Regions from separate parts of the Homo sapiens genome. Here region 2 is linked to region 1. Evidence: read pairs that join two places in POLR2A ChIA-PET (ENCODE). Cell type or tissue: PC-9. All regions are shown on one strand. Each heading gives the region's core, and the rest is flanking DNA. Links, peaks and the distances in the headings are about the cores only. Region 1 has its middle 35 kb from the start of MEIS3. Region 2 overlaps ZNF541 (zinc finger protein 541).

Region 1 (2,911 bases), core at 280-2,779:
CCCGGCCCCTGGAAAACAATTTTTAAGAGTCCACTAAAACCAAACATATATGCGTGTCCTATAATCACGTCCTATAACCCTGGATACATACAGGACAGAAATGTACAATGTATTCATCAAAATCCAGGTACTGTGTGCTCCTAGTAACGTTATTTGTACCTGGAACCAAGCCTGTGCACCTCCGCCTTTCCCACCTCCTGAGCGTCTCCCCTCCACCCACCTGATACCTCATCATCCTTCAGGCCTTAGCTCTGACCTTCCTCCTCCCAGAAGCTGACGCTGACACCCAGCACGTCCCCTCTGATGGGGCCTTTGTTCTGCAGAGGGAGGGAAGGGCTGGTGTTAGGGGTAGGTTTCTGGAAGCCAAATGTCCCTGGACAAAAGAATGGATATATTGTGATGAATTCATGGAACAGAATGAATGAACCAAGCCCATGCAACCTCATGTTGGGTAAAAGAAGCTAGACACAGACAGCACATTCTTGTGAAGTTTTAGAGTGGCCAGCACTAGAGGACAGATTAAGAATGTTGGTCACGGCCGGGTGCAGTGGCTCACGCCTGTAATCCCAGCACTTTGGGAGGCTGAGGCGGGAGGATCACCTGAGGTCAGTAGTTCAAGACCAACTTGGCCAACATGGTGAAAACCCGTCTCTACTAAAAATGCAAAATTAGCTGGGCATGGTGGCGGGTGCCTGTAATCCCACATACTCGGAAGGCTGAGGCAGGAGAATTGCTTGAATCCCAGAAGCAGAGGTTGCAGGGAGCCGAGATTGCACCGTTGCACTCCAGCCTGGGCGACAAGAGCAAAACTCCATCTCAAAAAAAAAGAATATTGGACACTCCTGGGAGACGGAGGAGCTGGGCTGCAGCGGGTGGAGGGCTGCTGGTGTTTTATTTTTTTATCTGGGTGCTGCTGGCACAGGTATGTTTCATCTGGGAAAATTCACCAAGCTGTTTACTTATAATTTGTGCATGTTAGCCTTCAAGAGGAACATTTTAAAAGACTGTTGAGGCTGAGCGTGGTGGCTCATGCCTGTAATCTCAACATTTTTAGGAGGCTGAGGCGGGCAGATCACCTGAGGTCGGGAGTTCGAGACCAGCCTGACCAACATAGAGAAACCCCCGTCTCTACTAAAAATACAAAATTAGCTGGGTGTGGTGACACTCGCCTGTAATCCCAGGTACTTGGGAGGCTGAGGCAGGAGAACCACTTGAACCCGGGAGGCGGAGGTTGCAGTGAGCCGAGATTGAGCCATTGCACTCCAGCCTCAGCAACAAGAGCGAAACTCCGCCTCAAAAATAAATAAATTAAATAAATACTGTTGAATGAGCCGGGTGCAGTGGCTCACACCTGTAATCTCAGCATTTTGGGAAGCTGAGGTGGGCAGATCACCAAACACAAAATTTAGCCAGGTGTGGTGGTGCACGCTTATAGTCCCAGCTACTCGGGAGGCTGAGGTGGGAAGATCACTTGGTGTCAGAAGGCAGACATTGCAGTGAGCTGAGATTGTGCCACTGCACTCCAGCCTGGGCAACAGAGCAAGACCCCATCTCAAAGAAAAAAAGTATATAAACCCCTAGTTTTAGTTAGGGAGACGGATTTGAGACTGATTTCCCATCTCCTCAGCCACGCATCTGATTAAAGCCTTCTTCCTTGGAAAGAAAGGAAGCCCATGGTTCCAGACCAACCTGGGCATCATGGTGAAACTCTCTACAAAAAACAAACAAAAAAACCTATTCACACCCAAAAATTAGCTGGGCATGGTGGCACATGCCTGTAATCCCAGGTACTTGGGAGACTGATTTGGGAGGATCACTTGAGCCCAGGAGGTGGAGGCTGCAGTAAGCTGAGATTGCACCACTGCACTCCAGCCCGGGCAACAGAACGAGACCCTGCCTCAAAAAAAAAAAAAAAAAAAAAAAAAAAAAAAAAAAAAAAAAAACTGTTGAATGGAATCTGTTACCAAAAATCAGGGGTTCAGTCCAGGTCCTGCTGCTGGTCGCACAGAAAGCCAATCACTAAAGCGAGTATTGCCAAGAAGAAGGCTTTAATGAGATGTGCAGCCAAGGAGATGGGAAATGACTCTCAAATCCATCTCCCTGACTAAGACTAGGGGTTTATATACTTTTTTTCTTTGAGATGGGGTCTTGCTCTGTTGCCCAGGCTGGAGTGCAGTGGCACAATCTCAGCTCACTGCAATGTCTGCCTTCTGACACCAAGTGATCTTCCCACCTCAGCCTCCCGAGCAGCTGGGACTATAGGCGTGCACCACCACACCTGGCTAATTTTTGTGTTTTTTAATAGAGACAGGGTCTTGCTATGTTCCCCATCCCAGTCTGGAACTCCTGGACTCAACTGATCCACCCTTATCGGCCTCCCAAAGTGCTGGAATTACAGGCATGAACCACCATGCCCAACCTTTTTTTTTTTTTCTGTTTCTAATATGGTGAATCAGATTGATTTTCAAATGTTAAATCAACCTTCCATTCCTAGAATAAGCCCCAGTTGGCCATGATGTACTGTATTTATATATTGCTAAATATGATGTGCTGAACTCCTATTTAGGGTTTTTGTCTATGTTCATAAGGCTTAGAGTTTTCTTTTCTTGCATTGTCATAGCCTGCTTTTAGCAGCAGGATAATGCTGACCTCATAACATCAGTCAGGAGGCGTCCTCCCCTATGCTGTGGCCAAGTGGGTGTGGGCGAGTATCATTTCCATGTTTGGTAGACGTCACCAGGGAGCCCATCTGAGCCTGTTCTCTTTGTTAACTATGAATTACATTTCCTTAATAGAGTTGTTCCGGTTATCTATTTCTTCCTGAATGAGCTTTGGGTAGCTAGTGTCTTTCAATAATTTTTTCCATTTCAAATGAGTGAATTTCTGTGTGGCACGTTGTTTATCGTATTCT
Region 2 (2,911 bases), core at 114-2,613, 170 kb before region 1:
CTGAGGCAGGAAAATCGCTTGAACCAGGGAGTCGGAGGTTGCAGTGAGCCGAGATTGCACCACAGCACTCCAGCCTGGCAACAGAGCAAGACTCCGTCTCAAAAAAAAAAAAAAAAAAAGAATTAGCCTGGCATGGTGGTGGGTGCCTGTAATCCCAGCTACTCGGGAGGCTGAGGCAGGAGAACTGCTTGAATCTGGGAGATGGAGGTTACAGTGAGCTGAGATCATGCTACTGCACTCCAGGCTGGGCAACAGAGTGAGACTCCATCTCAACAAATAAATAAATAAATAAATGTTAAAAAACTGTAGAGCCCTTATAACACTGGTTTCTAAGAAGATCAAGTGACTTCCCAGGCTAGTTCCTCTGTTTGCCTGTTTTTCAGTGTCCTTGCCAATTTTTATTTATTTATTTATTTTTTTGAGACGGAGTCTTTCTCTGTCACCAGGTTAGAGTGTAATGGTGCAATCTTGGCTCACTGCAACCTCCACCTCCCGGGTTCAGGCGATTCTCCTGCCTCAGCCTCCCGAGTAGCTGGGATTACAGGTGTCCCCCACCACGCCCAGCTAATTTTTGTATTTTTAGTAGAGACGGGGTTTCACCATCTTGGCCAGACTGGTCTCAAACTCCTGACCTCATGATCCACCCTCCTCGGCCTCCCAAAGTGCTGGGATTACAGGCATAAGCCACCGTGCCCGGCCTCCTTGCCAATTTTTAAAAACGTTTTGTTTTCTAGTTTTATAGTTGCTTTAATAGGCTTTTTTTTTTTTTTTTTTTTTTTTTTTTTGAGATGGAGTCTCGCTCTATCGCCCAGGCTAGAGTGCAGTGGTGCGATCTCGGCTCACTGCAAGCTCCGCCTCCCGGGTTCATGCCATTCTCCTGCCTCAGCCTCCCTAGTAGCTGGGACCACAGGCGCCCGCCACTGCCCCCAGCTAATTTTTTGTATTTTTAGTAGAGACGGGGTTTCACCATGTTAGCCAGGATGGTCTCGATTTTAATAGGCATTTTTAAGTGACTGAGTAAGGCTAAGGACTTTTGCCTGAGGGAGCCCGGTTTTTCCTTGTTGAAACTGTTGGAGTTATTTGACTACTCATTATAGTAATTTCTCAGAGGACAAAGACAAAGGCCAAGCAAGTTCCATGACAAATGGCCACAGGCAGGATTGGGAGGAGAGTCTAGGCCTCAAGACTCCCAGCCCAGTTTCCCTTCTGCTGTGTCTGTCACACTGCATCTCATGAGCCACAGAGAATTTGCACGATTGGATCCTTTAGAGCAACCTCCTGCTCTTCCCATGCCCTGGCCCATTGAATTCTTGGATCCCATCTCCATAGTATCCCTGATAAATTATTATTTCCAAACTTGCCATCTTGGCTGGGCACAGTGGCTCATGCACTTTGTAATCCCAGCACTTTGGGAGGCTGAGGTGGGAGGATCGCTTGAGGCCAGAAGTTTGAGACTAGCCTGGCCAACATGGCAAAACCCCGTCTCTACTAAAAATATAAGAATTAGCCTGGCATGGTGGCAGGCGCCTCTAATCTCAGCCACTCAGGAGGCTGACGCAGGAGAATCACTTGAACCCAGGAGGCAGAGGTTGCAGTGAGCCAAGATGGCGCCATTGCACTCCAGCGTGGGTGACTGAGTGAGACTCCATCTCAACAAACAAACAAACTTGCCATCTCATAAGGCAGTTTAAGCCAGGTGCTATGTATGGTTCACGCCTGTAATCCCAGCACTTTGGGAGGCCAAGTCAGGAGGATTGCTTGAGTCCAGGAGATTGAGACTAACCTGGGCAACATAGTGAGACCCCATCTCTACAACAAATAACAATTTAAAAATCAGCTGGGGTGGTGGTGGCCCGTGCTACTCAATAGGCTGAGGTGGGAGGATCACTTGAGACCAGGACTTAGAGACTGCAATGAGCTGTGATCGCACCACTGTACTGTAGCCTGGGTGACAGAATAAGACCCTGTCTCAAGAAATAAAAATAAAAATTAGCTGGGCATGGTGGTGTGCACGTGTAGTCTCACCTGCTTGGGAGGCTGAGTCAGAAGGACTGCTCACGCCCAGGAGTTCAAGGCTGCGGTGAGCTATGATTGCGTCTGTGAATAACCCCTGCACTCTAGCCTGGACAACATAGTGAGACCCCATCTCTATCAAGAAAATAATAAGAAATAAGAAGTTAAAAAGGCAGGCTGGGCGCGGTGGCTCACACCTGTAATCCCAGCACTTTGGGAGGCTGAGGTGGGTGGATCACCTGAGGCCAGAAGTTCGAGACCAGCCTGGCCAACATGGTGAAACCCCATCTCTACTAAAAATACAAAAGTTAGTTGGACATGGTGGCAGGTACCTGTAGTCCCAGCTACTGCAGAGGCTGAGGCTTGAACCTGGGAGGCAGAGGTTGCAGTGAGCCGAGATTGCGCCACTGCCCTCTAGCCTGGGCAACAGAGTAAGACTCAGTCTCAAAAAAAAAAAAAATTAAAAAAAAAAAGACAGTCTAATCCACCTTTCAGGTCAATCTAAAAAGTAGAAAAATCTTTTATTATTCCTTCATCTAACATACAGTTATTGAGTGCCTGTGAGTGCCAGAATGGGAACTCTCGCATCTGAGAACACAGCAGTGAGCAAGGCCAAACCCTATGTTTCCAGTGGTGTGAGGTCAGCTTCCCTTTAATTTTCATTCACCAAGCCTAGCTCTACAACAAATAACAATTTAAAAATCAGCTGGGAGTGGTGGTGGCCCGTGTAGTCCCAGCTACTCAGTAGGCTGAGGTGGGAGGATCACTTGAGCCCAGGACTTAGAGACTGCAATGAGCTGTGATCGCACCACTGTACTTAGAGCAAGACAGAAGCAGTCTGCTGTCTCCTGTATACACTGGCCCTTCAGATATTTGAAGACGTCTGACCTCTCCAAAC

What was found. Peaks named below come from ENCODE experiments on the same cell type or tissue, not always from the same donor. Only the 100,000 strongest peaks of a DNase experiment are listed, where the experiment ranks them.
Region 2: POLR2A ChIA-PET joins it to region 1 with 5 read pairs; 2 of 35 experiments call an interaction of 5 or more read pairs at or near these places.

The regions. Positions count from the first base shown.
Region 1 is chr19:47,383,358-47,386,268 of GRCh38, reverse strand. No RefSeq gene overlaps it. Among named protein-coding and RNA genes, the nearest start is that of MEIS3, 35 kb to the left of the region's middle. In PC-9, for the core only: no CTCF peak of the experiment used is centred there; no DNase peak of the experiment used is centred there.
Region 2 is chr19:47,550,617-47,553,527 of GRCh38, reverse strand. All of the region lies in intron 3 of ZNF541 (zinc finger protein 541), which reads left to right. Among named protein-coding and RNA genes, the nearest start is that of ZNF541, 21 kb to the left of the region's middle. In PC-9, for the core only: no CTCF peak of the experiment used is centred there; a DNase peak (open chromatin) is centred at 1,067.